Linked DNA regions of Homo sapiens: region 2 is linked to region 1. A link is a loop called in an ENCODE intact Hi-C map of the cell type or tissue named here. Cell type or tissue: heart right ventricle. All regions are shown on one strand. Each heading gives the region's core, and the rest is flanking DNA. Links, peaks and the distances in the headings are about the cores only. Region 1 holds the start of FGF14-IT1 (FGF14 intronic transcript 1). Region 2 has its middle 48 kb from the start of MIR4705.

Region 1 (16,802 bases), core at 7,323-11,322:
ACTACCTTGCAACCCCACTCACTACCTGCCACTCCCTAGAAACACCCTCTATTTCTCAGTTGTACTTGATATTCTCGGTCTGCACCACAATCTTTGACGCCCCCAAAGCTTAAAGTATGCTTCTTTCTCTTCCTTGACAGCCTAACCAGTGCCTTTACCACGTGGCTAACTCTTAGTCATTCTTCATGACTCAGTCTGAGTTTTATTCCCTCCAGAAACCTTTCCATGCCCCTCTTCCTTGGCCCTATAGCACCTTGGTCCACCTACACAGAATTGTTCACCACATCATAATTGATCCTGTCTTTTGTCTTTCCTGCTAATTCCTTGAAGGAAGAACTCTTCTTCACCCCTGTATCTCCAGCATCAACAGTTCAAACACAGCAGCACTTTTTAAGTGTTTACTAAGTTTTGTTTTTTGTTTTTTTGAGATTGTAGTTACTGAAAAAGTGATAAAAAGCACGTGGACCTAAAAGAAATAATTCATAAATTTCAGAGTTGTAATAAACTCTGAAAATAATCTTTTTCAACTTCTTAATTTACAAATGAGGTTTATAAAAAAGATTTAAGAAAGATTTTTCCCAATAGCATGGATATGAGAGAAGGAAAAATAAACTAGTGAAGATACCCTCCCCTACCCCGAAAATCTTAAAACTGTCTAAGGAAAAGGTATCTGGGGAATATAATGGATAAATGGAATGCCATCTATTTCAGCACCAACCACACAATTCTATGAAGCGCATGAGGAGCTCTTCCTAGTGTCACCAGTAAAATACGCGTTTCTTCACCCAAGGCTCAAAGCTTCTACCTGTGTTTGTGCCTACAATTCCAAAACTGGCTCTTGGAACAGTCGCTTCCTCCACTGGGAAGGAGTTGCCACACCTGTAAAAGGAACAGGTTGTTTGTGATCGCTAAGGTCAACCTCTTATCTCTGATGGTCTCTGAATTTAGAGTACAATTTAAATATATAGTTAACATAGTCCGGGAGAGATACAGGGAAGGGGTGAGGGAAGTTTACTTACAATCAGGACTGGGTGTGAACGTTATGGGAACCTAGAATATTAGAGCTGGGGCTGATCTGGGATTACTCTAATCAATATCCTTCTTGTAGTAGCCGAGGGGACTGAAGCCCAGAAAACTTCAGGACCCGCCCAGGGTCTCCCAGTAGCTAGTGTGTAAGCTGAGACCAGAACTTGGCTCGTTCTCTCCCAGTCCTGAGCTTGGGCAGAATCACCAGCAACGCCAGCTCCCTTCCCTTTCCTTCAGATGGGTCTCGGGTCCAGAGCTGGCGCCCGCTAGCGGGAGGCCAGACCGGGAGGGCCAAGGCAGCCACCTGTGGCTTTCCCATCCCTCAGGTCCAGCAGTGCACATGGGGTGCCCCCGCGTCAACGCCGGAGGAGTGACCTTGCAAACCCGCGCCCCGCGGGCGGCAGAGCCGGCCGCTCACTGCCCGGTCCCCGGCCACCACGGAAGAGCGAAGATCTCTGCCAGGGCAGGAGCCCTAGCCCCGACCCGCGCCCCAAGTCTCTCCCGCGCGGCGGCTTCCGGCCGCCATGGTTTCCATAGCAACAACAGCACAAGCTGCCGGGTCCCAGAGACGCCCTAGGGTCAGAGGTCATCTCCGTGGCAACGGAAACTTCCCGCGCTACGGCGGCTCCAACGGGCCGCTTCCGCCGCATTGCGTAGCGAAGCCCCCGGCGAGCCGAGGCTGGGAGCGCGGTGATGGCCGGTCCCCGTGAGCAGAGGGCAGCGGCGGCGGGACCGGGGACTCTGGGCCAATGGGTAAAGCCAGGAGGAAGCCCGTGCCTGGCCCGTTGGGCTCCCTCCTCCTCAGAGCCGAAGCAGTCCACACTCGGAACCCAGCTTCACCCGGATTACCGAGGGGTTCCACGCCTGGAGGCAGAGCTGCAGCGTGGGCCCGCTCGCGGCTTTGCAGAAAACAAATAATGACACACTTCTCTGGAAGCCCGGGGCCTGGGCCCAGAGCCGTGGCTTCTGCCAAACTTTCTGGTCCCGGACACCAACTCCCCGCCTCTCAGCCCGAGGCCACAGCGGCCCAGCACCCTGCACCTTTTAAAGTGGCTCCAAAAAGGAGAAAGCCAAATAGATCAGGGTGGTAGGCGCGAGTGCAGGGAGCTGCGAAGTTGGAAGATTACTGCTTTTCAAACTGCCAAAGAGCAAAATACTAAGCGAGAAACTCCGTCCAAAGCAACTGGAACTCGAGGTTCTTTACTAATGAGAGTTCCAGTTACCATCTTCAGAGAAAGGAGCTCAAAAGAGGGAGTTTATTTTTTGCGGAATGTCTTCCTTGTTAAGAAGAAAATTAAAGATTAAAAAAGAAAATGAAGGGTCTGGCAACTATGAACCTAATGGTGCCCTAACGTTTGCTATTCTAAGGCCGAGAATGCCAGATGGGGAGAACGCCATGAGCTTTTGAGCTTGTGTATTTTGCGAGAGGCTCGAGTGTGAACAGTAGACTACAGGCCTTGAGACTGAGAAGGAAGCTATAAAATGTGGGCCAAGGGAATGTCTGCAGGACCGGGTTTCAGAGCACCCTATCGTGGCGGATAAAGAGCCACTAACAGCTTTTTTCTTTATTTAGTAGCCAAATTCTTGGTTGGCGCTTTGAGAAAGGAGTAAGCATTAAGCGAATTTAACCAAGTAAAATGTATCGTCCTGCCCTTTGTAGTCCCATAGTTCACTATCCTAGAGATACCTATTTTTCACTATTTTATTAAAGTGTATTGAAAACCTACCATGTGTCGTGAACAGAGTTTTTGTCAAGAGACAGTGACAAAGGCAGTGGTGCCCAGCAGTTGTTGGGTGACTTTCTTACATGATGTTACCAGACTAATCAAACAAGAACTTCACTGTTCCCTATAAAACATGTCTGCGACATTCATCCTTTTTGCCTTCAAGTTTAGGAAGTCCCTAAGAATCCCTCCTTTTGTTCCCTTCTCTTCATCATCCTACCTTTTACATTCTGACCAAAGTAAAAAAAATAGTGGCAGCTAGAGAACTACACAGGGAAAACATCAGGACATAGTTGGTCTTGATACAAAAGAGCTATTGCATCTCTAGAGGTATACGGGGAGCTGAGAAGTCTCCCTCAGAAAACTCCATGCCCTTCAGTACCCGGGTTCAACACATAACTAAACCTTGTACCTGGTACACAAGTCCTAAGGAACACCACACAGACTATGGCAGTGAGCAGGCAGATGTGTAAATAGGTGTTTCCCTGTCCCTATTTACAGGAGGTAAATAGTATTACCTCCACAGTCCCTCCTGGAGGTAATACTGAGTTGGGCTCAAAGGTTTTATTAAAAATAGGCACAGTGCAATGACTTGTTTAACACTGAAGAGAAGAGCTCCTGTTAGACTGTTCAAACAGCCCAACTGTTTCCCCTTAAGGCAAAAGACACTATTTTGAATAAATGCTTCCATTTTGAGACATCTACGTGGTATTTATAGAAGGCGTATGAGTCAATTTGAGTGAGGTATGATGCCAAAATGTGCAAAGGAGTGAAAACATTGGTTGTTGTCCTTGTTACCATATGTATAAAAACACTTCACAAAAGTCTCCAATGTTTGTGTTGCTAAAACATGGAAGACTGGGTTCGAACATTTTAAAGGAATGGTTCATTGTAGGAAACGTGAAGTATAGTATAGAATTAGCTTTAGCACTTTCAGAAAGTACTGCATCATTTGAACAAATTTTCTCAGTTATGGATGCTGTCTAAGATGAGAACAAGTTGTACAGCCAAAGTCATCTTCATTGTTAAAACTAAGTTTAGATTATCATGCATTGAATTTTACACTTATTAACTGGGATATACATTTCAAAAAAGAAAAATCTACTCTCCCAACAAGGCAGTACTCCGAAGCCTACCTAAAATGCCATCCTTTGGTTCATGGAGTGGCACTGCTCTACAAAACCCATTTTGTTACCTCAGTAAATAAGCTTCCTGGATGGAGTCTAAGGCCAACTAATACTACATTGAATCCCACTCTACAGCCAAGCATGTTAGAAGAAGCAGCTTACATCTGTTTGCTGTTCCAGACGTGCAGTCTGAATTTGATGTTTTCATTTGAAATATACTCAGTGTTTAGACTTGCAGAGGTTGTGGCCCATTTGTGGCTCACCCAGCTCTACTGGAACCTAGGATGAGTCGGTAGGCTGAGAAGGAGGGGAGTAAAAAGTGCTCACTCTTCTTCCCTCTCTTCCTATTTTCTCACTTCCAAACACCATGACAGCCCTAGATGTAAAGCAAGTAGCTTTTTAAAAAAACGTATATTTAAATGAGTAACAGTGGCATACCAGGTGTTTTGGCACCTAAAACAGCTTAGTGAAAGGCAAAAGCAGAGCTGAAAGGCAGCCAGACAAGTAGGAAATAGAAAGTGATCATGGGTCCTACCAAGCCCTGCATGTTCCACCTCAAAGTTACACGACAGAGCGGGAGACTGAGTTCAGAAAAAGAGAATTGATGGAATGTTCTCAGTGTGCTGTGCAGAACTAGGTCTAGGGCGTCTGCTTCGTACTAACACTGGGCACTGACATTTGTACTCAATAAAATCCTCTTAGATTATGATTTATCTTAAAATCTGTGTTTTCCAAAATCCTACCAAGCCATGGAAGTTTGGGGATATCCTGTGTGTGGTTGAGTGGGTATATCTATTTGAGGGTCTGTGGCTTCCTTTGCTTGTTTTACATTATGTGCCTGAAGAGACAGCAATGACATGACCTTAGTATTTATGTTTATTGTGGATTTTCTTTTTTCAACCACACTTCTTTCCTTAGTACCCTTGGCTTAAAGTGCAGTGACCTAGATTATTTCCAGAACGGGCCTATTATATACATTGGTCAATCCAAACTATCATACTGGTTTAAAGAAACCTATGAAGCCTCCTTCAAGCAAAATAAATGCCTTGGACTTAGTATTCCCTATTTAATGATTTGCCTAAAATAAAGTCACCTTGCATGACTCCTACAGTGAAAGTTGAAGCAGGTAACATTTATTCTAAATGCATAGCTGTTGCTCTGCTAGGAAAGTAGGACATTTAAGAGTGTGTGTGTGTGTGTGTGTGTGTGTGTGTGTGTGTGTTCTCTGATAATAGTTGTTAGACTGGGTGTTTTAATGAAGATAGCAAATTTACTTTATATCCAGGACTTTTAAGCTATTGGAATTTATTTTAAAAAGCATATATTGTGCAAACACATTTTTCATGTTCTCTTCCAGTTAAATTTTACATAAAACAAGCCCAAAACACTATTTAATGAAGACCTCTTATATAAGTATTAATAATGAGCTAATCAATAACTTTTGGGTAGATGAATAACTTTGTCCTTAAATTCGTAACTCTATTTTCTGCTTATTTTCACACCAACTTGATTATATAGCGGTGCTCTGAAATTCCACGAATGCTTGAACCACCTACACTTGTTGACAGTTTAGCGAATTGGAAATAATCAGTAAATTATTTCATAACTTCCAAAGATATAGGAAGGAAAATTAACCTATTATTTATCTCTGAAATAAGAATAGGTGCTTTACACCAAATTCACTGGTATTTGGCAGTATTCTCCCAAGTTTCTTAGTTTGAAACCAGTTAATTGTTCTCTTTTTAAATTTAAGATAACATAATAGGTAGTAGTCAATCTGTTCCTTTTGGCTGTAACAGTTAAAAGAATTTTAGTGTTTGTTTCATTTTAATTACCCAATTAACTTTTTAGTTCTACTGCTATTTTGGGATCAAAAACCTGCAAAAGATTTTAGGCTTTATGTTACTAGCAGGAGAATGGAACTCACGAAGTACAATAGTGAAAGGGAATGGCTTGGCATGGGTTCGATTCAAGCTTAACAGGCTAAAACTTTTAGAAGGTAAGATAAATAATGTGACACATTAATGTCCCATTTAAATATATATATTATATATATGTATAATATATAATATATATATATACTAAATGCTCCAACTCCCTGGTTGGAACTCATATCCCTGGTTATCTAACACTAAATTATCCTATTAGAATAGTTGGTAATGTTCTTAGATACACTTTGAGTTAGCCCATCAATTCATACCCAAATACTTTAGCATTCATAAGCTGCAAAATGAATTGTTCTAAAAATAAATTGTCATTTGTTCCACAGTTTCCAAAAATGCCTTGGAAGGGGGGAAAAACTATTCCAGAGAGATGAAAGTGGGTGGGATGGAGGAAGTGTAATAAGATTGTGACTCGTGTATAGGGAGAAATTTAGTGTTTCCGGTAAAATTGTTTACAAAAAAAATTATAAAGGCCTACAAAGAAACTTACTGTTCTGTGCTAAATTATTTCCCACTCTCCAGTACTATGGAAGGACTGACTTCAAGGTCCCTAAGACAAATGGTCACATCTAAATAAAAAATGTTTTTGCACTATTCCTTTCTCAGAAGAGAGTTAAATCTTTTCACAGAAAGACACAAGAAGGGTTCAAAAGACCACCATTTTTGCAGTGTAAAGCAGTCACCCCTGCCCTTCCCACTGCAGCCCTTGGCCTTTCTCACTTTGAGAAGTCTTGCAAAAAGGGTCTTCATATTAGGCTGTGAGATAGTGTTGCAGATGTAAGTTGGTTTTGTATGAACCAAGCGTCAGCAAGTTTTAGGTTTGATGTCGGGGACTTGGAGTACATCTTGGGGTACACTTCATAGCTGAATTAGACATGCGGGTGGAAAGGTGACAACACTGTTTTCCCCTTGGGCAATTCTCAGGTTGGTGTGTCGTTTCAGAGTTGCTAAACGCTGAGGAGTTAAGAAGAGAGGAGGGTAAAAGGACGGAGGAGGAGGAAACAGATGGGGTGAATAGAAACGGTGTAAGAACTAGAACACAGGGAGGAGGACTCAGGGCAGAGCCCAGAGCCCACTGCAGCACCGAGTCCACGGAGCAGCCAGAGGCTACTACCAGAGCCTCAATTGCCACCCCAAAGTACCAGCTGGGGGCAATCTTCTCCGCCCCAGCATAGGAGCCTCTGCCCTTTTAGACTGTCTAACAACTCGCAGTTTCTCCTTTGCTGCAGGAATGGTGGCCGCAAACGGTCTCAGCCTCCGCACCCACCGCCTCCGTCCCCGCCCACCCGCACCTCCTCCTCCTCTGCCTCGCGCTGCACCCGCAGGCGGCAGACCCCTCGGAGCGCGCCACCCCAGCTACGTTGCATTGGCAAGGTTCGGAGGCTGGAGGGCAGCAGCCACTTGCTGCCCCAGTCGCTGGGGCTCTGGGTGCCAGTGCGGCCCCCGGCAGAGCCCAGGGCGTCAGGGAGGCCGTGGAGAGCCATGATCTACTGCACCGCAGTGCCAGCGTCAGGAGCTTCCAGAGCCCGGGCTGCCACTGCGGGACGGCCGATCTGCCCGCTCCCTCCTTCAGACACAACCCCAGACAAAAACAGCCGGCCCCGGGTCCCTCTCCACCCTGAACGGAGCTAGGGGACGCCACACACTCCCGGCTGCCAGCGTGAGCGGTTCCGGGAAAGGCTGCGCCCAGCCTCCTCGCCAGCGCCGCCGCCACCACCATGCAGCCCTCCAGCCTGCCTCCCCTGGGTTGCTCGCCCACAGCTCCGCGGCCGCCCCCAATCGCCTCGGACTGAGACGCGGGGACGGGAACCCCTGGGATCCGACTCCCCAAATCAGATGCATTTGCATTTCTTATGTAATGTACTGCAAGTTCCCTTGTTGGAGCCCTTTGGAATCGGGGCGCATGATCACCAGTAGGCTTAAAAGCAGGAACTCACGGCCTGGCTCATCCCCACCCCTGGCCCTGTGGGACCCCGACGCAGGGCTTTGACACCGCTTTCTAAAGGGGGGGACTTCAATTACAAATATTAGAGGGGCTGGGCTTGTCCTCTCAGTCTGGGGTTCCCTCCCGGCGCAAGCCTTGCTCAAGTATTCCCGGTGGCAGGATGTGTCAGAGGCAGACAGGGGGAATGAGTTAATGCTCGGGCACCCGGAGCTGGACGGGGGAGGGACGCGGGGGCTGACGGAGGAGCGGGGCCGCGAGGGAGGGGGCCTCTTTTACTTTGGTAAAGGTGATCGTGGTGGCGAATATTGTGCAAGCTAATCAGAAAGTCTAGAGCAGGTTCTCGGAACCCAGCTACGTCCCTCGAACCTGCTGCAGAAGTAAGGGGAGCTCGCGGTTCTTTTTCCTGGCAACTACCGAAGCTTCAGCTGCCTGGGGCACAACCTTAAGCCATAGCCCTTCACTATTCCACCAAACATAGGCAACCAAATACATTAAAAAAAAAAAAAAAGTTTCCTCCTCCCTCCTAGTGATGGATTGTGTCACAGCCAAGGGATGCCAATAATGGTTTTGGGGTTCGTAGACGCCGATCCAGCTGTTACTTGTTTATTCATGCAACACCTCTATATGCAACACTGTCCTGGTTCCTGGTATGTTTCCCCTGCCTTCCTGCATAGCAGAACTGCAGATCTAGCTCGATGAGCAACAGACAGGTTATTATGAGGAAAAACATAACATGATGCATGTTTCGCTTACCAGTTGGGTTCTTGTTTTTCTTAAGACTCTTGCCACAAAGACACTGCAGCATATGCGTTCCTTTGCTGAAAATGTTCCAAAGAAACCACATTGATTTGGGCGAAAAGCAATCCAGCAGCTTAGACACCCTGAGAAAGAAGAGATCCTTGTGGTTGCATAATAATAATTTGAAATCAGTTCTCCTGAAGAGGGGCACCGGTTTTACCATAGGAAAAACGATAATATTCCGGATCTTCTCCCAGTTTTTTCCCCTCACGTGGTATATTTCTTTGAGACTTCTCAGTGATTGTTTGTTTTCGGCCAGGGTGAATGATTTATCCCCCCTCGATCACCACCGGATTATTACCAAAGGGTTGGAGAAAAAATCCTTTTTCAGCATGAAGCCAAACAGAAAAGCAAAGAGATCCCAACTGAGATCAAAACTAATCAGGGAGAACAGTAATGCACAAAAGATCCCCAAAGAGAAAACCATAGCCTTTTTACTTGATCGCTATGAGGATGGGTGGATCTGCAGAAGGCAAAGCAGGATTCATCTTACTGAGAGAAGACTGCCATTGTGTAGCCCCTAGGAGAGAAGGAAAAAAAAAAAAAGAGGAAAGAAAGAAAGAAAAAAGAAAAAAAAAGAAAAAAAAACACCACCACACACACTCACACACCAATACCACCTCCGAGATTGAGTCTGACAGCCGAAGACAGAGCCTCCCTTCTCCCAGTGTCGATTTTTTTTTATAATCAATCGCCAGTGCTCAGTGGGATCGGTTTGAACCTGCAGTTCTCAATCACCACGAAGAAAAGATGCAAATTTAGGTGCCCCCTCCCCTTGTCAGTCTTGTAGTAGGTAGAGAGCGCCACAAATCCCCTTCCTCCTTCCTCTCACTCTTCCAGTTTCCAACAACCGTGAGCATGAGGAAAATCTCCCCTCCGGATTCCTCGCCCAGCCTCGGATGTGAGTTACAGGCATTAGAGGGAGGAGGAGGAGGAGTTGAAGTTTGCATTGAAAAGACTGGCTTTCCATGACGTAGCCACGTGCTTTCAGACCCGTCACCAGTGAGATGCTTCAACCAGCCCAGGGAGGGCAGTGTCACTGCAGTCTCTCTGCTAGGGCCCCTCCTGAAGTCTCCCCACCCGCCAGCTCCAGCCCCAGCCCCAAACCCAGACCCAACGCGCGACCCTCTCCCTCCTCCGCCAAGCGCCAGTCAGCCTGCTGTTTGCTCTTGGAGCCAATCTGACAGCCTTCTATTAAAAGTGAATTTTGAAAAGTAAAAATTAAAAATTATAATGAGTAAACCTTAGAAAATGCATGTTGGGAGGTTGGAGGTGGGGGGGAAATAAAGAGAAAAATGGGTTTAATGCTTCTCCACCCAGCCAAAATCAGTTCCACCTTCACATTTTCAAAAGCAGCATATAATGCACCTAAAACATTAAGGAAAACTCAAGTTCCTTTAATTCTTATTATTGGACTCCTACTTGAGGGGCTGTTTGAAAAATGTAAACTAGATATATAACAGATATTACCAGAAACCGCCTCTTAAAAGGACAACCACTAAAATCTAGGTGGCAAACTGTACTTTTGTGGGGAGGGTCATGTATACATGAGAAAATGTATGCCTTTTATAGACAACACGTTACCTTTAAATAATTGTGCAGAAAGTCCCTGCTTAAATCACGCCCTAATTCTTTGCATGTTTCTGCACTCATTAATTGAGCTAACATTAAATTCACCCTCATTTACTTCTCATCTGCACATCTCACCTACACTAATCCAACCTAACAAAACAGGCAAGTTTTCTATTTTCACCAACATATAACCCAGCTTCCTACTTGCCCAGAAAAATCAAAGGATTTCAGACCAAGCTGTTATTTTATTTTATTCTACTTGGAGGAAAATACAATGTGCAAAGTGATACAAACAATTACAAAAAATAATATAACAAACTCCAGAGTACCCGCTACTCAAAAGTAACTTAGCATTTCATCATATTTTTGAGATAAGGATTTTAAAGAAGTAAAACTGACCACTCCCATTCTCTGTAGGTAAATGAATTAAACTTATGCCAGCTTATTTCTATTTTTATAGGTAAACTGACATAAAAATTTTAACTCTAATTTAAATATATATATTTAGAAGTTTCTTCATAATTTCAAAAAAATTAAAACTACTGCCTCTACTGCATGGTATATAAACTTAGATGTCGATTTATATAGTTGAGGATTGATGGAAAAGACTGATTTGATTTTAAAAGTTGATTTAAAGAAAATCGACTAACTCCTTGATTATCAGTTGTCAAAAAACAAAAAATGGAATAAACATCTTTACCACTTTTAGAGTTTTCTATTAGTTAGGATGCTAAAATTAGCATTGATATCCTGACCTTCTGGGAAACATCAGTCAATTCTAGGTAAGATAGAAGAATTTAAAACCAGTAAATCCCATAAAGGTTAAGACATTGGAAAGCTATATCATGATGGCCTTGATGTGTCAAAAGGATCATGTCATACAGCTTTTAAAAATTACTACAATTTAAATATGGTCTAAAAAGGTTTGTGAGGTAAAGAAATAGAGAATACTAAAAGTACCTGAATGTAATGCCAGTGACTTACTAAGAAGAAACAGACTGAAAAAAAAAAAAATGAAGAGTGGAATTCTTTTTGAAAGAGGAAAAATGGAATAGCATGGCCAAATAATTAGAAAATAATTTTTATATCAATCAGAGACAGATACCATATGCTGCTTCTATAACATGTTGGTGTCTCCTAGGGGGTTCCAGAATATCCCAATATATTATCACTGGGCAAATGCCAGAGAAATAGCTGAAATATAAATAGGCCTTCCAAACTCACAGGCTCTGATGTTATGTTAAAACTTTCTGAGTTCCCTGGAGTATTTCACAAATAGAGTAAAATTTGGGGAAATATTCTATAATTATTGGATCTTCTTAAATGCTAGTTTGTTATAAAGACAGTCTGTCTCAAATCAGCTCTTCTTGAATATGAGAATTTGACTTTCTTCTCTGCATTCTGACAGTGAATTTGTTCCCTACTGAAATAAGGAATAACTGCCAGAAAACTGTCATTTCTTTTGCTACATGTTGGTGAAAAACTTCTTTGACTTGTGACCTAAGGAACAATATAAAAGACAATTAACTGTGACTACTATTTATTGAGAATCTATTATGCCAAGCAATGTGTTAGTTGCTTCTCATATTTTATACTATTTAGAGGAATGAGAAACTTTCTTATGATGTATAACATTTTGCTCTTTCTGCACTTCTTTCCTATATTTATTGATATATTATTTACTTAGGTTACATAGGCTACTATTCACATCATTAAACCCCGCAAAAAGCAATTGTTTTTGTCTGGAAAAGATGACTAACCAATTAAGGTTACTTTTGGTCTAAAGGACCCTCAATTTTTGATGTTTTCTGAGTAGCCCAATTCAGTCATTCAACCAATATTTATTAAGCATCCGCTCAGTGAAAATAACTGTACAAGACTCCACGTTGGATACTAAATGATGAACTTGAACCAGATTTCCAGTTATACAAGAAAGACTAAGTATGGTCCAAGAATTAACTCAGGTTCTGGGGCCTCCAGATCATGGATGATTCAAATATACATATGATGCTGACCTGAATTCCAGACAATTATTTAAGGTTTGTTTTGGAAGATATCAAAATGTTTGCTTACTCTTTGCCATGCTACATTCCAATCAATATTAGATGACAAAAATGAAAAACTATGGGGAAAAATGCAAGTTTTGAAATGCATGTAAGTAGAAATAAGATTTAAAAATCTGAGACTGTAAGAATTGATAGTAAAATTTGTAGTATATAGGAGAGAAAATCTGTAAGACTGTTTTCATAAGGCTAACGTAAAATAAACCCAGTACTCATAAACAAGTTCATTTAAAAATTAAACCTACCTTCAGCATATTATAGTAAACAATTCTAAAAGTAACTGTAATGACCAGAATTTCATGACACAATCACATTTGCATTTTATTTTAATGTAAGATATGTGAACTTTCATGATATTAATCAGCAAAAATCTGTAAAACTATTGCAGCATGCTTTTACTATTTGCTTCCAATTATTGCTCTTCTATTGCACTCTTCCTTTTAGTATTGAACCCCACCCGCTCTACAGTTTTGGAAGGGCACATGGGTACTCAGATGGAGAATACAATTTTCAGCCCCATCATAGTTAAGTGTGGTCACGTGACTAGATTCTGATCAATGAGATGTGAGCAGCAGTGACATGTTCAACTTCCTGGTCATATTCTTCAAAGGAAGCTCCTTGCCTTCCACGTCTCTCTTCCATCCTTCCTGTGAGCTGGAAAGAAAATGGTGTGAGTAGCTTTGACTACTCATGTGGACAGGAACACACACCAAGAGTGGTGTAGTATCAAGATTCAAGAAAGCTAGCACCTTGGACAGAGCCACCAACCTACCCTGCCCACCAGGCTCTGCACTGTTGACAAAGAAAGAAACTTTTATCTTGTTTGAGGTTGTCTTAGTTCATTCTCACTGCCATAACAAAACACCATAAACTGGGTAACTTATTAACAATAGATATTTATTTCTTACAGTTCTGGAGGCAGGAGGTCTAAGATCAAGGTGCCAGCACTGTCTGGTGTGGGCTTGCTTCCTATATACAGTGACTTCTACCTGTGTCCTCACCTCACATGGTGGCAGGGGACAACAAGTTCCCCCTGGGTATCTTTTATAAGGACACAAATTCCATTCATGAGCAATCCACCTTCCTGATTTAACTACCTCCAAAAGGACCCACCTCTCAATACTATCACATTGGGCATTCAATTTTAACATCTGGATTTGGAGGAACATAACCATCCATAGCAGACCACGTGTTTTGTGTGAATTTGTTACAGCAGCTTATTCTCTCTACTACCTTATGGGCTGGGCTTGTGTTAATAACAACGCACTTATATTTGGGTTAGTTATTTATTTTAAAAGAATAAAGAACTTAAGTACATAACATATACCTATGGCTTTACCCACAGTCTGCCACTCTCATTTCCATTCACTACAGCAGCTGCTTATCTCTTAGTTGCCTCTTGCAAGCCACCCTTGCTTATTTCCAGCACGAGTGCAAACATCCCACTGTCAGATTTTACTTTCCCTGCCTCCTTCTCTGTCCTGCTCCCTGCTCATCAAATATAACCTATGGCAGTTTAGAGCCTATGGCCGTGACAAAAAAGCTTTGATCACCGAAGAAATAGAAGGGCAAAGTGATTGAAAGAGTTGGCCGTCAAGGCACTAGAGATAGAAAAAAAAGACCAATGTGTATATAAGGACTTCAGTGTCTATATTTACCTTGTAAATCTTTTTCAAAAAGATGAAGCTTTATGTTGTTTGCACATGTATTCCTTCTCTATTTTTGTTGCTAACAATTATCTTCACCTTTTAAGGAATAATTCTAAATTTCACATCTCTATACTACTCATTAGTACCTGTTCTTCCTCTCCCCATGTTCCTACATTTACCCATGATATAAAAAACCTCTGCTCCTCTATGTTGGAGGGAACAGTCTGGGAAGGTAACTTGAGTTCATCTCTCTTCCCCTCCCAACTCCTCAATGAAGGAGAAACAACTTAAGGGGCCCAACCCCTTCTTTTCTCTCTGTCTGCAAGAAGCTTTCCTGCCTGCAAGAAGCTTTTAGACTCCTCAGCCTCAGCTCTTCCACGTGAGAAGCATTGAGTCACCTCTAATCGCCAGTATCTCTATCTCTGAGCTTGAGATTTCTTCTTTTTTTTCAGATTCAGGAGTGCATGTGCAGGTCTGTTACATGGGTATATTGTGTGATGCTGGGGCTTGGGCTTCTAGTGAACCCATCACCCAGATAGTACCCATCATATCCAATAGGTAGGTCTTCAGCCCTTGGGCCCCTCCCTCTTTCTCTCCCTTCTTTTGGAGTTCCTACTGTCTGTTGTTTCCATTTTTATGTCCATGTGCACCCATTTTTTAGCTCCCACTTATTAGTGAGAATATGCAGTATTTGGTTTTCTGTTCCTGCATTAATTCGCTTCGGATAATGGCCTCCAGCTGCATCCATATTGGTGCAAAGGACACAGCTTCATTCTTTTTTATAGCTTCATAGTATTCCACGGTGTATATGTCTCACATTTTCTTTATCCAGTCCACTGTCGATGGACATTTATGTTGATTCCATGACTTTGCTATTATGAAGTGTGCCATAATAAACATGAGTATAGGTGTCTTCTTGCTAAAACAATTTATTTTCCTTTGGGTATGTGCCCACTAATGGAATTGCTGGGTTGAGTGGTGGTTCTATTTTCAGTTCTTTGAGACATCTCCAGACTGTTTTCCATAGGAGTTGAACTAATTTACATTCCCATCAACAGTGTATAAGTGCTCCCTTTTTTCCACATCCTCTCCAATATTTGTTTTATTTTGTTTTTAACTTTTTTTTTTTTGAGATGCAGTCTCGTTCTGTCACCAGGCTGGAGTGCAGTGGCATGATCTCGCCTCACTGAAACCTCCGCCTCCTGGGTACAAGTGATTCTCGTGCCTCAGCCTCCTGAGTAGCTGGGATTACAGGCACGCGCCACCACACCCATCTAATTTTTGAATTTTTAGTACAGACAGGGTTTCACCATATTGTCAAGGATGGTCTCAATCTCCTGACCTCGTGATCCACCCACGTTGGCCTCCCAAAGTGCTGGGATTACAGGCTTGAGCCACTGCACCCGGCCATTTTTTTACTTTTTAATTATAGCCATTCTGACTAGTGTGAGATGGTATCTCATTATGGTTTTAATTTGCATTACTCTGATGATTAGTGATGTTGAGCATTTTTTCTTATATTTGTTGTCTGCTATGTCTTTTTTTGAGAAGTATCTGTTCATGTCCTTTGCTCACTTTTTAATGGGGTTATTTGTTTTTTTTTCTTGTTGATTTAAGTTCCTTATAATTCTGGATATTAGTCCTGTGTCAGATGCACTTTGCAAATATTTTCTCCCATCCCGTAGGTTGTCTGTTTATTCTGTCGGTTGTTTCTTTTGCTGTGCAGAAGCTCTTTTGTTTAATTAAGTCCCATTTGTCAGTTTTTTGTTTTTGTTGTAATTGCTTTGACTGCCATACCACCCTGAATGCACCCAATCTCATCTGATCTCCAGGGGTTTTTATTTAAACCACAGAAGGCCCTTTATCTAGGCACTCAAAGAAAAGACTAGAGATTAACGCTCCCTAGGAGAATTTCTCCATCACTAAATATTCCAGCTCCTTTGCCTCTTGGGAGGGATAATGATGAAGCATGTGTTTTACATCCATCCACAGTTTTCCTGTGGGATAAAGACATGGTCTCCCACTGGAGTAGTTGGCTTATCACCACACTATTGGCTTCCTCCCCTTCCCTAGATCCACTCCTGACTCACCTGCTGTATTTCCTCCCAAGTAAATTACTTGCACCAGAATCTGTCCTCTAAGGAAAATCAAGCCAAGACAAGGCTGAACAGATACAACAGGGGTTTTGGATAAAAGTATCTGCTCTCCAAATCCAAACCCTTCCTTAGATGGCCACTGCAATTTCCAGATGTGGAGGAAGTATCTAGAGACTCAAATTCTTGTCCTCAGGCCAAGTTTCCAGCCCCCAACCAAACTTATCAGTAATATAAATAGTATTTTTATTCTCATCTTTCTAACATGTGTGGTCATTTTTCTTAATTGAATCTGAATTCAGAAGTAGGAGGAAAAGGGAAAATTAATGATCACCTCTTAAGGCCCCCAAATACTAGAAAATAATATAAGAAAAAAACCCTCCTTTGTTCCAATTATGTTCAGAAAGTATAATAAAACAGTGAAGAACCTGCCAAGAGATACAGATAAAAGCAGGTGAATTCCCTTGAGTCCTCAGAAATATGAGCTTCTCTTGGCAATATTCCACAGGCTTCACTTCTCACTGAAATGAACTTTATCACAGTCTACATAGATATAACGGACAATAAAACCCCAATTCCCTGTACAGCCCAGCAAGAGTTCAGAGGACCCTCTCTGCATCCTTTGAGGCACGTGAGGGGATCTTTTTACAAGTTGAATTGGCCCTGAACAATTTGCGGACATATGCAGCAAAGCTCTTTGTATCAATGCCTCTAGACCTTTATAACCCATGTCTCCTATTAATAAACCTCCTAAACCTTCATTGATATGATTTAAATTTCAATATGAAATTAAGGCCTTGACTAAAAGCAAAGCAACAGTAACTTTTATAAACTAATTCAAACTACACGCTACTTTCTTCCC
Region 2 (16,802 bases), core at 1,549-5,548, 310 kb before region 1:
AGGCATTGTACTTAATCCAAGTTCATTGAATCTGAAAACAATCCTAAAATGAAGATTCCCTCACCCCAAATCCCTCAACTGGTAAATGCTAGAGAAATAACTTGGTCTAAGTTTAGCAATTTAAATTTTTATATTATTTTTCTAAATCAATTTATTGTCCCTGTTATAAACAATGGGAGTGATGTCAAACAATTTTCTGGTTAATTATTAAGAGAATAAACAGTGGAATAAACAGTGAGTAAGGCAATATTTAACAATGGAAGACATAGGCCATTTCCTAATTTGATTTCCAGAACAATAAAACTGATTTCACTAATTTCTCTGACAATGTATTATCCTGGGGAGTTAATAACTTATTTTTATTAAGGTGAGAATAAATGTACTCAGGTACACAGGTGGCAGAAAAAGCTCATATATCCAATTACCTGCATAATGAAACCAATCACTTAACTTCTTCTTTGGCTGTTGGAAAGTCAGAGGTGCTAAAACCAAATTTTCTCAGTCCCTTAAGATGGACTGAAAATCCTCAAGCAAAAATCACTCTACCTTATATATGGAGGAAAATCTGAAGACAAAGGAATAAGGCATCTTAAGTTCTACTCCAGGAAGTTTGTTTAAGTTGCTGTCTTGAAAACCAAGCCTCTGATATTTTCTTAGCTGTATTAAATTGTAGCTAAAAATAAATGGCTATTTAGCATGTGTTTACTATCCAAGGTCCATAGAGCAAGCAAAAGGGCAGGCTACTGCTTTTAAAACCCATGTAGGGATTAATTAACAGAAGGGCACTAGCTAGCAAGTTATGCTAAATGACAAGTCTTGATTAAAAGCTAAAAACAATGCTTATTTCAAACCTAACTTCCTGGTCTATAGTTACTCTCAACTTTAAATGCAATTTGCTAATTTCAACTCCAAATACATATATATGCCCTTGGGGTTAAGAAGTGCTTCGGTCATGCCTGTAATCCCAGCACTTTTGGAGGCCGAGGCGGGTGGATCACAAGGTCAGGAGATAGAGACCATCCTGGCTAACCAGGATAGAGACGGTGAAACCCCGTCTCTACTAAAAATACAAAATATTAGCCGGGCGTGGTGGCGGGCGCATGTAGTCCCAGCTACTCGGGAGGCTGAGGCAGGAGACTGGCGTGAACCCGGGAGGCGGAGCTTGCAGTGAGCCGAGATCGAGCCACTGCACTCCATCCTGGGCGACAGAGAGAGACTCCGTCTCAAAAAAAAAGAAGTGCTTCCGACCTTATTTTATCAAAGCCTTTCATTTTCCAAATGAGAATTTAAGGTATTTTCTCAAGAAAATTTTTATGAAACAACAAAAAACCCGATGTTTTTAATCTCAGAATCTGAAGATCACCTATGCTAGAACCGCTATACAGTAGACAAAGAATTAGTTTTTTCTTTCCTCATATTCTGTATTTCAGGCCCAAATAATCTACCCAATTTAGAAGGGGAAAGATGTTCATTTTTCTTAATGTGTGATGGAATTTCAATATGTACAATCATAACTTCTTTGAAGATGGGCTGGCACACATAGAACTGTGCATTAGGCTTTTAAAACTTTCCAGGATTACGTAGAGTGAGTAAAGGCGATTGACACAGGAGGCAGTCTGATGATGTGGAGTGAATTGGGAATCACAGCATTCCCCACAAACTGCTCAGCTGATCTTTCTGTATTACCTGGAAGCTCCTCTATGAGCCTGGCTTGTAGCATTTGAGGTCAAGAAACCAGTCATTAGGACGTAAATTTGTCATTTGTCAGAGGAACACAGAGATCCAAAAATAATCCTGCCATAATGTAGTTCATTAGATTAGCTGGTTTGGGAAATAGGTCACAGGACTGATATAAGTTGATGGGACTGGGGTTAGGAAAGGTCTTTGTGTAATTCGCAAAATTATATACTTTGATGATCCCTAAAGTGTGAAGATCTATGCAACCTGAAGTAGCAGGCAGACTGAAGTCAAGTCAGTGAAGCATCAGGGAAGGAAGAAAAGAGAAGAGCTGCTACAATTTAAGGGTTTCCTAGCAATGGGACCTGGGGCAAGATTCCTCATGTGTACCTTGCCCAGAAATAGTAAAAAATAGACTGTAATTTCTTTTTTTTTTTTTTTTTTTTTTGAGACAGATTCTTGCTCTGTCACCCAGGCTGGAGTGTAGTGGCGTGATCTCGGCTCATTGCAAGCTCTGCCTCTCTGGTTCCCGTCATTCTCCTGCCTCAGCCTCCCTAGTAGCTGGGACTACAGGCACCTGCCACCATGCCTGGCTTTTTTTTTTTTTTTTTTTTTTGTATTTTTAGTAGAGTCGGGATTTCACTGTGTTAGCCAGGATGGTCTCGATCTCCTGACCTCGTGATCTATCCACCTCGGCCTCCCAAAGTGCTGGGATTACAGGCGTGAGCCACCGCGCCCAGCCCAGACTGTAATTCTTAACACAGAGCCTAGCACAAAGCAGGTGACATGCAAAAATAGTATTAGATGTTGTCTAAATTAGCTTTACCAACTCTGTGCCTTCTCTGTGTCAGATAATACACTTTTTACATTTCAACTCATTTAATACAACAACCATCTTACAGTTAGGAAATGAAAATTCCAGAAATAAGTATAGAAGATGATATGTATGCAGATGTTTGCCTGATTGTAAAGCTCATGGCTTTTCTACTTCTCTATATGTATGTAAAAATAATTTTGAGAATGACTTATGGTGGTTACTTAACTTTGCATCAGTTCTGTCATTTAATATTCATATCTATCTTATGAATTTGAAATTATTATCTTATGTAACAGGAACTACAACCAGAAAGGTTAAGTGCCAAAATCATACTTTTTAGTAAGTGGGTTAGTTTCCTGTTCGGGTTCGTTTCTCTATGATACACAATTGAGACATAGGTACTCAACTGTCAACCTGCAATCAGTCAGAGACTAAGTTGCTCCTGAAATTTTGTCACTTTAGAAATGCTGTAGTTTAATGAAGGCCACTTTAAAAACAATCACTGCCAAGTTGGGAAAAGTAATAAAAATGGTAACTGTGCTAAGCAGAGAGAATTACTTATTTTATATTAATGAAAATGAATCTTAAAGTGTGGCACACATCACATGTAACATGTATTTTTTAAAAGTTCATGTTACAATGTACCATTTGCATAACTTAGAAATTTAATGTAATTAAGTACACCAAATGCAGTGTTATTTTATTCATCAAGATATGGAGTAATATTTAGGTCAAAAATACCACATTTTCAAGCTTTATGGTAAAAGATACTTCACTGCAATATTTTCTAACTGAGAAATCAAAGTCAATCCATAAGGTATTTGACATATACAATTGAAATATACAAATATGTATTAAACTGGAAAAATATATAGATTTAAAATTCTATAATCTAACATTTAGACATATATATCTAATCTAATAATTTTTCAAATTTGGGTACTTTATATTAAATTAAAAGAGACACATGTTTGTGTCATACAAACTCATATCATAGCAAATATTATAGAAAATGCTTGCCGTAGGTCAGATACAAAGATGAGTACATTATACATAAAGTTCTTCATCTAATCCTGAAAGTTACCGTATAAAGTAGGTACATTCTTGATCCACATATTGTAGCTTAGGAAACTAAAACACCTAACCAGAATTTGGAGCCAAGCTGTCAAGATTTCAAAGATTGTGCTTCTGTAAAAGGAAAGTCAAATCCTTTCTGGTTCAACTTTACCTGTTGAAAATACTTCTAAAACCCAGTTTTCTGCCATCATAGATACAGAATTCAGAATACAATCTTAATTTCCCACTGGAATGTTCCAGAGTGTAGGGAAAACTAAGAACCAAGGTAATCTATTTTAAATATTTGTTTGCATTCATTTGAGTCTAGCGTATATTTTATGATCACAACACAGCCAGACTGTGTTCTGTTACCAATTGTTTCCATTCTCTGAGGTCAAGGAGAAATTGTTTAGCTCCTATGTAAAAAGGGTAGAAAATGTCTAGAAATGTATTACATTCTATCCAGAAGAGGGCACTGGCAGGTATTCAACCCAATATCTGATATTTCAAACAGAGGGAAGCAAAGCTCCAATGTAACAAGTATCTTTTCAGTAAGATGGGCTTCCATTCATGCCCTGCAGTGTGACTATAAGAAGCACTAATATACCTGGATAAAATCATGTTTTGGAAACTGATGCTAGTATTTTTAGCAGTTAGCTAATTTTAACAGCTGGCATAAGATTGCACTTTTAGTTGATATTACTGCCTAAACGTTCCACATTTTTCCTAAGTTTTACTTTCAAGGAAGTTTACATTATTTAGCATTCAGTTATGAAAGTTCTGTCAACCATTACACAATGTACGTAAGGGGGCTATGAATCAAATGTGCCTCATGATATTGACTTTTTGAGCACAATTCTGTTTCATCAAAACTTACAAGACATAGAAATTGAAAAGAATCATGGTTTTGATGTCTGATTTCCTGAGTGGCTGAGACAAGTGGTTTATCAATCATATAATTTCTGCAGATCATTTTAATTAGTTTTCTCTTACAAGCAGTTCTTTTCTGCACTGTGTAGCTATGAAAGTACTCTTTATTTTGTGTCCAAGGTTTATACTTAGAAACTCTCTGGGAACAACTGTCATTGTCAGGCCTTGTCTTTGTTATTCTTGTGTTGTGAAATTCCATTTGCCATATCTGAAGCTTAAATGGCAACAGACCCTGTTGAATAATTGTCTTCTAGTGTTAGATGATTAGCTTTATATGTGCAAAATGGCTTTTTAGAAAAACTACCTAGATAAAAAGGTCAAAATCAAAATGGACCAATTTGAAAATTATCATTGCAACAAAAATTTGTTGTGGACACATACTCATTGAATATATACAACGTATATTTACTGAGACTATAATATGTGTCAGCCATTTCTATTACAGGCTTATTGAATTTTTCAAGTAATCGATGGCAATTAATTTGTCACATAATTGTACTACTTGCAAAAATAATCTCCTAAAATTAATGACTTTGTCTCCTGTGCTACTATTCGAAGGCAGAGTGGAAATGGCTTTTAGGTTATAGAAAAGAGGCAGAGTGAGTTCTCTCACTAGCTGTGTCTTAGGTAAGTTCCAGGTCTCTGCAGTCAATCGCCATATCTATAAAATGAAGATGATATTACTACCTGGAAATGTTGTGTTTACAACCTTTATCAGAGTAGTTTACTGCTGTAGAAGCTCGACCACTGGTAACCATTGTGTTTAAGTTTAATTTTCACTAAAAGCCCAGGCTCTGACTGTAATGGTCACTCAGAGTTGTGCCACTGAAAGGGCACAGATGGCAGTGGTCAAGTAGGCCACGTCCTCTGCGTGCCTTTTTCGCTTTCAGAAGTAGGGCTACGAAGCTGAGGACAGCCAGAATGACTGCTGAGATTCACATTTCCATTAATGCCTGTCCATTCCAAAAAAAGATCAGTGTATGCCAACGGCGAGATGCCTTCCTCAATGAAGTCAGAATCTAACAGCGATGAGATCCTTTGTGTTTACAAGCCTTGAAGCTGAGATCAGATGGCATTGCCATTGAGTCGGCTAGGAGCCAGTAGTCTAAAGTCTAAGTATATATTATACTGTCTGAATCAACTTAGTGGCTCTCAGTTCTATCATATTTGAAACTCATTTTTATAATAAATATTTGTTAATGTCTCTTTTGCTATTCCAAAATGAAATTGCTAACTCCCTCTAAGAATAATCTTAAATCAATGTAATATGTTAATAGTGACATAAAAGACAATAGTAAGAGATTAACACATACAAATAGAGTACTAATAGTATAATATGCAAATGCTTAGGTACAATTATACCAGATGATGTGGTTATAATGGGTAACTCTGGATTTAGGAAGTGTAAAACAATAGCCAAATGTGCCAGTTATTTACTCTTTGTCTCTCGGTTCTAAACTTGCACTTCTATGCTCTGCTTTATGCTGCTGGGGCTGAGACCCTGCAAACTACATTCTGCTTGCCAAGATTCTCTCTGTTAGGATCTGCCACTAGGAGCACCAGAGACTTCAAAGCTGGATGAGGTGGAAGAAACTTGCCCCTTCCTGTGTCCCTCTAGGGGAGCTCCTTGGCTGCTTGTGGATCTTGTGAGCATCACTCTACGATGCTTCAGTCACCCCCCACCAACAGCAGAGCCTCCTTGTGGCAGCAGCTGAATACAGTTTGCAATTTTGTTCAACACTTGGAGAACCAGGTTAATTGTCTCCTTCTTCCCTCAAATACCAGCCGGCCATTGGTCCTCCTCAGAGGTCTGGATTCCAGCTTCATGAGTCTTTCCTCTGAGCTCAGAGATACTAGCACCAGCCGAGCCACGCCTTGCTTACAGGTCTGAGTTTGAGTTTCACTAGACCTTCCCTCGAAGTTTTTTGTTTTCCTTTTTTTCCCCACAATTCTGGGGGTGGGAAGCAGCTGCTTCCTGAAGTTGCTACTTCCACAATACCTTAGAGTTTCTTTTTCTACCCTTTAAGTTACCAGCTGACAACTTTTTACTAATTAAGAAGTGTTTGTATTAAATCTTCTCTGTTCAAATAGCTGGTATCATTTCTGCCTCCAGAGTGGACTCTGACCACTACCTCTACTGAATATTGTCAACATTATTTCTTTCCTGAGATGAACATTTTATTGGACATTTGAAATAAGGCCTGGTGATAAGTTTATATATATGCATAAAATCATAATAAATGCAACAGCTACTGGTACTGACTGATGTGGGGATGACACATTGGTGGCTGGGAAGCCACTAGCAGCATTGCCATTGCTAGGTTCAAAAATGATGAACAACTCTTGATCTCTTGATGATGTACTAGACAGAAACTACAATCTGCCCTGATTTGTAGTGCAGTTCCATTCCTGGGAAAGTTAGCACACACTAAAATGGGGGAAAATACACTTTGTGTTTTTATGTAAAATATAGCCATGCCATACAAGATATGAAAATATTCATTGTTCAGGACAGTCTTATGCATTGCTGTTTGTCTAAAAACTCTCACTCTTACCCACTAAGTGCCATTGCACTTATCCCAATTACGGGTGACCAAAACTGTGCCCACATCATGTCTTAGAGTAATGTCATATCTGTTCAGAATAAAATAAGGCAGAGGCAGAAGAGGCCATTTCCTTTATGAATTTAGTTGAGGATAAGTCATCCCATGGGTCTTCCACACTGAAAGGGCATCTCCTCATGCTTCTTTCCACTTGGCAAAAGTCTCAAAGTCTAAGTTATAATGAAGATAGTTTTTATGAAAAGGATAATATCCTAAAAGAAATTCTTAGCCCCTATAAACACATTTTACAATCAATATATGTTAATTTTAACATGAAAGAAATAAAACTAGTACAGGTAATAACAATAGTAATATTTGTGCATAATCATATTATAATACATAAATGCCTAGGCACAACTACATTAGATACACAGGGTGAACACAATTATCAGTCTAGTTACCCTGGAGCACCCTAACACAAGACACCAGAGCGGCCTTTAAGGTTTGAGAAGAAAAGGGAAAAAGACAGAAAATGATTCTAAAAATCAATAAAAATGTTATACAGCAAAGGTTTTATGAAGAAGAAGGCAGCATGAAGCATAAGGTTAGGATTAGAGGGCCCTCAAGATTAAGCTGAAGTTAGGGGAGAAAGTACACATGCGTGGTTGATATACATGTGTATTTTTATTCGGGAAACCTGTTGGTGTGGACACATATATATACAGACAACCCTTGAACAACACGGTTTGAACTGTACACATCTATTTCTATGTAGAATGTTTTCAATAAATGTATTAGAAAAATTTGTGGAGATTTGTGAAAATTTGCAAAAACATGCAGAGAAACCATGTGGCTTAGAAATATATTAAAAAAAATTCTTAGGTGTGCCATGAATACATAAAATATATGTCAATACAAGCCTATTTGATGATTTGCTACCATAAAATTTACACAAATCTATTGTAAAAAGGTAAATTGTATCAAAATTTATGTATATACTTACTGACCAAACATGGCATCACTGCAGTTGAGAGAATTATAAACACACATAAAGATGCAGTATTAAATTATAACTGCACAAAATTAACTGTAGCACATACTATACTACTATAATTTCATAGCCACCTCCTGTTGCTATTGTAGTGAGCTCAAGTGTCAAAAGTATCCACTTAAAATGCCATGTAATGCTAATCATCTCTGCATGAGCAGGTCATAACCCTGGTAAATTACATATCACAATAAAAAGTGATCTCTCATGTTTCTGGTGTATTTTTTTAAACATGTTTTAATGCAATAGCATAAACCTTGAATAACATATGAGACCCATACAAACTGCCACTAGTGATGCTGGAAATGCTCTTAAGAAGCAGAGAAAAGTCATGACATTACAAGAAACAGTTAAATTGCTTGGTATGTATTACAGATTGAGGTCTGCAGCTGTGGTTTCATTTCAAGATAAATGAATCCTGTGTAAGGATCATTGTTTAAAAAAAAAAAAAAAGGAAGGAGAGAGGAGAGGAGATAAGACTCATGAAGCCACTGCTGCAGCTATGCCAGCAGGCATGAACATCTTGGACTTTTTGCAAAATACCTTTTTATCTTGAATTGAAAATGCAGCTTTTATGTAGATACAGAATTGCTATAAGAAAGGCATATCTATAAACTCTAATATGATTCAAGAAAAAGCAAAGTCATGGTATGACAACTTAATAAAGGAAGGTGAAGGATCTAAAGCTAAAAAAGGAAGGAGAGGAGAGGAGAGAAGACTCATGAAGCCACTGCTGCAGCTATGCCAGCAGGCATGAACATCTTGGACTTTTTGCAAAATACCTTTTTATCTTGAATTGAAAATGCAGCTTTTATGTAGATACAGAATTGCTATAAGAAAGGCATATTTATAAACTCTAATATGATTCAAGAAAAAGCAAAGTCATGGTATGACAACTTAATAAAGGAAGGTGAAGGATCTAAAGCTGAAGAACTTAATACCAGCAAAGGATGGTTTGATAATTTTAGGAAGAGATTTGTTTTAAAAATATGAAGATAACAAGAGAAGCTGTATCTGCCAAACAAGAAGCAGCAGATGATTTCCCAGACACCATTAAGAAAATCACTGAGAAAAAATGGGTATCTACCTGAACAGGTTTTTAATGCAGACAAAAGTGCTCTATTCTGGAGGGGGCAGGGAATCCACAAAGGACATTTCTTAGTAATGAAGATAAGCAAGCACTAGGATACAAGGAAGGAAGGGATAGGTTACCCCTACTGTTTTGCACAAATGCAATTGGATTTATGATTAGGACTGCCCTTTTTATACAGCTGCTAACTCCCAAGCCTTGAAGGGAAAAGGTAAACAGCAGCTGCCAGTCTTTTGGCTGTACAAGAAGAAGAGCTGGACAATGAGAACCCTTTTTCTGGATTGATTCCATCAGTGACTTTGTCCCTGAAGTCAGGAAGTACCTCATCAATAAGGGACTGCCTTTTTAAAGTTCTTTTAATACCGGACAATGCTCCGGCCACCTAGAACCCCATAGTTCAACAATGAACACATTGAAGCAGTCTACTCACCCCCAAACACAATGTCCCTAATTCAGCCTTTAAGTCAGGGGGTCCTAAGGATTTTTCAGACTCATTATGCATGGTACTTTATGGAAGGGGTTATCAACACTATGGAAGAGAGCTCAAATAGAGAAACATCATGAAAGCCTGGAAGGATCATACCATTGGAGATACCGTCATTGTTATAGAAAATGCCCTGAAAGCCATCGATCCAGAAACCATAAATTCCTGCCGGAGGAAACTGTGTCCAGATGTTGTGCATAACTTCACAGGAATTATGACAGAATCTATCAAGGAAATTATTTAAAATATTGTGGATATTGGGGAAAAAAAGTCAGGATGAAGGGTTTCTGAAATGGATCTTGGAAAAATTCAAGAGCTAATGGACCGCCAGAGTAGAGAAATTAACAGAAGATGACTTGATGGAGACGACTGCTTCTGAATCCGTGCCAGACAGTCATCAGTTTGGCAGAAGGGTTCCAATTATCCGAGATTCCTTTTGACTTCTTTTACGACATAGGCCCCTCTATGAGACAGGAGGCCCATGAAAACAAAGCAAATGGTGAAAGAAGGATTGGTACTTACAGAAACATTTTTAGAGAAATGAAAAAGCAAAAAGTTATACAGAAATTACAATGTATTTTCATAAAGTTGCACTAAATGTGCCTGCCTCTCCTGCCTTCTTTTCCACTTCTTCCACCTCTCCATCTCTGTCACCTATAAGACAGCAAGACCAGCCCCTCCTCATTCTCCTCCCCCTTAGCCTACTCAATGTGAAGACACCAGGATGAAGACCTTTATGATGATCCACTTCCACTTAATGAAGAGCAAGTATGTTTTCTATTCTTATAATTTTCTTAATAGCATTTTCTTTTCTCTATCTTACCTTACAGTAAGACTACAGTATACAAAACATATACAAAATATGAGTTAATCAACTGTTGATATTAACAGTAAGCCTTCTCAATCAACAGTTAGTAGTTAAGGTTTTGGAGAGTCAAAAGTTATATATGAATTTTCTACTGTGAGTGGGTCAGCACCCCAAACCTTCATGTTGTTCATCAATCAACTGTACATATTTAAATACAATTTGTGTGTGTGTGTGTGTGTGTGTGTATATATATATATATAATATATTTCTTTATTTGACATAAAGAGGACATTGTTTTGTATCTTATTCAAAGTTATTAGAGTTGGGATACATTGCCTTATATATACAGTATATCAAAGAAAAGTTATTAGGTTAAAATAGAAATAATGACCTTTTAGCAAAGGTCACTCAATAAATATCTGTACAATTAGGAATGAACAATAAGTTATAGAGTGAGGAGAGTGAACTAAAAAGAAACAAAATTATAAATGCTGATGATGCTGATGTCCAGATGATGAGCAGAATTAACTAGTGGTGAAGCTCTAATCTCATTTACTCATTAGAATTGAGGACTAGTCCTCCTTGAAAAATGGTGACCAATGTCCTGGTATGCCAAGGACAGTCTGACTTATGCCTGTTGTCCTGGTCTTTATTAATACTTTACTCTTTAATTAAAAAAAAAACACACCACTAATTTGGATAATGGTTAAGAAAACTTAGGAAAACTGATAAGAACAAGTAACATTCACTGAAAACTTAATATGCGCTATGATGATATTTTCATGTTTTTATATGTGATTGTATTTACTTATTGTAACAACCAAGAAAGGCGATTATATTTACCCTGTTTTACATCTTAGGATTCCCAGAGACTCAGAGAGGGTACTTGAATTTTTCAAGCACGTGCAGTTTCCAACTGTCAGAGGCAGGATTTCAACCCACAGCTATCAGATTTCAAGCTGCCATTAAACATGCCTGGGATATCCCTTCTGAGAGGAGAGTAGGCACAAAATACAACTAACCAGGAAACAGATTCCTTATGCAGTCAGGAAGAAAAAGAAACTGGGCCATATATAAGCTAGGACCTTGCTTGAACAATGGGAAATTTAAAAAATAAGAAGAAGAAATTATCCACAAGACATGTTTTCAGCCAGACTAATTTATGACCACTGTCAGCCACTGTAATTGCCTATTTGTACATAGTCTGTACTCATATAAATTCCCATACTTGCAATGAAATAACTGTCTGCTTCAGGCAAATGACTGGAGGACTTTTTTTTTTTTTTAAGCACTGTAGTGTGGGGTCATAAGAAAACACAAAAACAAAAACCTATATTCTTGAAAAAATCCCTCCCAGGTAGAACTAAAAAATCCTAGGTGGTTATCACAAGATGCCTAAGACAAACTTTCATCACTTCACAATTTTGACTATGTTAAAACTCTAATTGGTTAGCATGTTGCTTTCAAAATATATTCATGTGCCTCCTATTCTAAAATGACTTAAGGCTTTTAGAGCAGAAAGATCCAGAATTCAACATTTTCCCAAATTTCCAGAAAGGGCAGTACTTATAAAAGCATTTGGTCAGAGACAGCGTTAGAAATATACTATCCCTTGGTGAAGCTGTCTGGGACAAATAGTTTTCCAATATGCTTTTAGACAAATTTATGGTTTAATGAAGTATTTTGCCTACTTGATCACAGTAACAAATCAGACATATTTATCACCTTCCCTTTTAACAGGCAGCAATTCTGTCTCCCAAGTAGACTTGGCTGACACTTTGCCATATTCTTCATGGTCCAAGTGATTAAAGAGTCCAAAATCTTAGACTGACGCAGTAACACTCAGACGCACAAAAGTAACTTTGGAGCTGAGGGCCAAACTGGGGACACAAAAACCCTCTGGTGGGTATAAGATGACTGAACGAGTTTGTCATTTTTCCATTTTCAAATTGCCAACCTCGCCCCCTTCACACACAGGAAAATTGTATTTTTCCCAGAGCACATCTGTCAGACAATACTCTGAGGAGTGTTTGAAGCCACTCTGTGTAAACAGAGCAGAGACGATCAGAAAATAACAACTGCCACGTGTGTAAAGCTCCCTGCTGATATCTGTGAGAGCACATGGGTGTCAAAACCATGAGCTAAGAGCCCTGCTCCCATTCGTCACCATCAGCAGTCAACCCGAGAAAAACTGCTGAGCCTCAGCCCAAGTCTGGAGACCTGCTGCTCACTGGAATGCACTAGGGCTCACCATGCAGCCCAAATGGCCTCATCACAGTCATGTGTGGCTTTCCCTCTTCAGGTGTAGACTGAGTCCCATCTCCAGCATTACCTGTACACCTGTGATTGGACCTGCCCTAATTCTGCACATTTGATGAAACTGTCTCAAGACCCCCACCAGCCAGTTCTGCATATCACCATCAGCAACAAGAGTTTCCTTTCTACCTCCAGCACCCTGCATCTATGCAGAAAACAGACAATCTGTCAGTAGTTTGCTTTTTTATTTAGCACTCCATTTCTAGAAAGTCGTGTCCCTAGATATTTATAATCAGAATGATGATTTAGCTGATATACCCAGGTGTAATACCTAGACGATCTCTTAAGATTTGTATCTTACAAAGGATCTATCATTTTTTTGTGAGTAAAATATAAGTATCAACTTTTTTATTATTCATATACTTTTTATGTTTTTATGCTAAGGCAGTGTGTGACAGTTTAAGGAAGATGTTCTATTTACAGCTATTAATAATTTACTCTTGCAACTTTTGTTAAAATATTTATACAAATAAGTTGTGCATGATAATTGCCTTGATTACATTTAGATACTGAGCTGTGAAATAAGCAAGCATTTGTTCAGAAAGCAGGAGAGGTTAAAATGTTATTAGAAATGGCTGAGACTAGAGGAGGTCAGAACTGGGATGAACTAAGTCCTGAGGTCTGTGTGCTTTGGGTGTGCCCCTACTCCTTCATTTTGGAGAGGACCTATCAGGGGACATTGACTAGTGCGCTTTTAGGACAGAAAAGGCTCCCCTGCAACCAGGTAACCTCCAATGGGCCTGTTGCCTAAAATGATTTTAACTAGAGGTAAAGTCTTTTATATTAAACTTAGACTTCAAAATGTAAACACCCCAAGAAGAGAAAACAGATTGACTTGAATCTACCTTAAGATGTAAAGGACAGAAAACTATTTTCTCTCAGTTTTCCTAGAAGTGGGAAGGAAACTATAGACTGCCATATGTGAAGCAGGCAGGAAGGAAGCCTCTAGAAAAAGAAAAGGATATAACAGTGAGGGGCAGGGCTCTGGAGGGGGCCACCTCACAGCTTTGCCAAGGGGGAGGGTCATTCCCGTTTCCTCCTGCTCCCCATCCCTTCTCAGCTGAGGGTCTTCTCCAATTGACCATACACCATATTTATATGGGCCTAAAAGTCATAGTTTTTCAGGGAGAAGAATGGACACAGAGAGAAGATAAATGGATGGAAAAAGGCAAGCAATGCATATTTTACAAGGGCCAAAATTAGTGGAAAGAGGACAGAAATAACAGAGTGCTTGCAAAATGGGGTATTTACGTGCAGAGAAACAGCGTGCTCTTGCACCGCTAAGCACTGTTCTTTAAACGTCTCTCTGCATCCCACTTTCTAAAATCCTCAACCAACTGCCTCTTAACCACACAAGGGTTCTTAGAGCCAGATTGTCAATGATAAAAACAAAATAGGACCAATTTATTAAGCATCCATTATTGAGCAGACACTGCACAAGGAAGTTTATGCAGTTATATCACCTAATTCTTATAACCATCTGCTGGCCCCATTTTTTTTTTCAGTTCAAAAAAGGCTCAAAGTCATATAATAAGCAACTAGCAAGTAGGAATTTAAACCCAACTTGCCCTGGCTCCAAAGCCCAAGCTCTCTCCAATTCATTATAAATACCTCAAAAACATCTCTTATTTGTTAATAAGATGCACTATTTATTATTAAATTATTTGTTAATAAATGCATGTGTATATTAGTATTTATTTAATAAAATTCTTAATAATTATTTGTCAGTAATATTAATAAAATAATAATGACTATGATATATAGTTAGGTTTAGTAGGGCCCTAGCAATGGGATATTTGATATTCAGGTACATTCAGGGTAATTCTTTTCCCTGGAATATTTATTCACAGCTATGGATTTATTTAGGTGTGGAGGAGTCTTCTGAAGAAAGCAAAAATTAGACTCATGTCTTAAATTGAGGCTTAGACAACTATAGACATGCTTGATGAATTGGGATGAGGCTAGGAGAAGATAAAAGCTAGGTTTTTCTTATTCCATGAAAGACAATTCATCATGAGACAAAAGTACGGTATGATGCCTGGATGCAGTTCCAGGGTCTAAGAATCAAATCAAATGATATATTCAGGTGGAAAATGACAAATGCCTTGAAACCCTCGAGACCTAGCCATGAAAGCAGAATATATATTCCAAGAGTCAAAGAAAAATTATATATGCAAACCAAAAAAGCTGCCTTTCAAGATCTGCAGATTGGGTTCCAAGCAATGCTGCTGTGGAACCCTCCCTACAAGAGCATACCACAAGGAGAGAGCCATTTCCTTCCCAACCTTCAGCAAAATGCCACGCCCTCCTAGCAATACCAGACAAGGAGTTAATTGCTTGAGGCTGACCTGCAATAGCAGCAGATTCCTGGCTTTGCAGAACAGAAGGAGGTGCTTCCGGACCGCTTGTCCAGCCAGCATGTCAGGTGCACAGACAAGGCTTGTCAGTAGTAACAGTGATATCAGTGACCAATGATCAGAACTATCTGTCTGAGCACTAGTAACAAGCTGCTTGCTACTTGGGGATACTTTGTTGAGACTGGGCAAGACACAAGTTGGTTCTTGGAAGCAGAATGATTTAGCCTCCTGTTGAGAGCAAGCTCATTTGTGCATACACAGCATGGGAGCCACTATACTGGATACCTTACACACATTCATTTGTTACATTCTGCAACAATTTGTTAAGAACAGTACATTATTCATATCTTAAAGATAAATAACCTGAAGCTTAAAAAGGTAAAGTGAGGCTGGGCACGGTGGCTCACGCCTGTAATCCCAACACTTTGGGAGGCTGAGACGGGCAGATCACCTGAGGTCAGGAGTTTGAGATCAGCCTGGCCAACATGGTGAAACTCTGTCTTTACAAAAATACAAAAATTAGCCAGGCATGATGGTGGGTGCCTGTAATCCCAGTTACTTGGGAGGCTGAGGCGGAAGATTTGCTGGAACCCGGGAGGCGGAGGTTGCAGTGAGCTGAGATCACACCATTGTACTCCAGCCTGGGTGACAGAGCGAGACTCCGTCTCCCGCAACCCCAGGAAAAAAAAAAAAAAGGTAAAGTGACTTGCCCCAAATCACACAGCTTTAGTGTTCACATTCTTTCTACTATATCCTGTGCTTTTTCATGACCCTTTACTTATCTCCTCATATTCCTCAGACTAAGTCCCAGATATTCTAGCAATGACCTTTTATTCAGAAAAATTGTTATTTGGGAACATTATGAAATATTTCATAAATTTAACTATTTACAGTTACATACATACCTGGGCCTTCCCCTATAATTATTTTGTAATTCAACAGAATATGATATAGTAACCAGAGAATTTCCTTTGAATGTAGAGAAACCCAAAGGTAAAGATGAGCAAGCAGATAATTCATGGGTATACCTCACAAAAAGAGATGTCAGCCAAATTTATCATTTATGTCCTTTTTAATTGTCTGCTGGACATAATTATGGTACAACTTTTAAAAGGCAATAAAGTGTACCCATTCTTTATCTCAAATACACTTTGCATTCATCCCAAAGCAAAGTGCAGTTCCAAAGAGTCTAAAAACTTGTAGAGAAGAGTCAGGTGTACAACATATACTCTTAGGAGTACTAATGAATGCTCAACATTCTATCAGTTCCCCCCAACTTTTTTTTTTTCTTTGAGATGGAGTCTCACTTTATTGCCCAGGCTGGAGTACAGTGGCATGATCTTGGCTCACTGCAACATCCACCTCCCAGGTTCAAGCGATTCCCCTGCCTCAGCTTCCTGAGTAGCTGGAATTACAGATGCACGCCACCACACCATTAATTTTTGCATTTTTAGTAGAGATGGGGTTTCACTATGTTGGCCGGGCTGGTCTTGAACTCCTGACCTCAGGTGATCCACCTGTCTCGGCCTCCCAAAGTGCTGGGATTACAGGCGTGAGCCACCACACCCAGCCTAGTTTTCCTTTATGAACTACACCCTGCAAGAGAAGGAAGTTGCCTAATACTTATCCTACTCAGCATTCCTTCAAGGAACAAAAGACAAACTCTAATGAAAACT

What was found. Peaks named below come from ENCODE experiments on the same cell type or tissue, not always from the same donor. Only the 100,000 strongest peaks of a DNase experiment are listed, where the experiment ranks them.
Region 2: a loop joins it to region 1, with 4 times the contacts of the local background. A loop is called at or near these places in 2 of 110 quality-filtered maps.

The regions. Positions count from the first base shown.
Region 1 is chr13:102,392,953-102,409,754 of GRCh38, forward strand. It overlaps FGF14-IT1 (FGF14 intronic transcript 1), which reads right to left and starts at 1,567. Exons shown (of 4, transcript NR_036486.1): 1 at 1,402-1,567; 2 at 806-879. FGF14-AS2 (FGF14 antisense RNA 2) reads left to right here and starts at 1,626. Exons shown (of 1, transcript NR_036487.1): 1 at 1,626-2,753. It also overlaps a transcript of FGF14 not described here. RefSeq lists an enhancer at 1,473-1,702. In heart right ventricle, for the core only: a CTCF peak has its summit at 9,564; DNase peaks (open chromatin) are centred at 7,493, 7,959 and 9,489; H3K4me3 peaks cover 2,597 bases; H3K27ac peaks cover 1,880 bases; H3K27me3 peaks cover 653 bases.
Region 2 is chr13:102,085,305-102,102,106 of GRCh38, forward strand. It overlaps a transcript of FGF14 not described here. Among named protein-coding and RNA genes, the nearest start is that of MIR4705, 48 kb to the left of the region's middle. In heart right ventricle, for the core only: a CTCF peak has its summit at 3,994 (motif pointing right); no DNase peak of the experiment used is centred there; H3K27ac peaks cover 2,077 bases.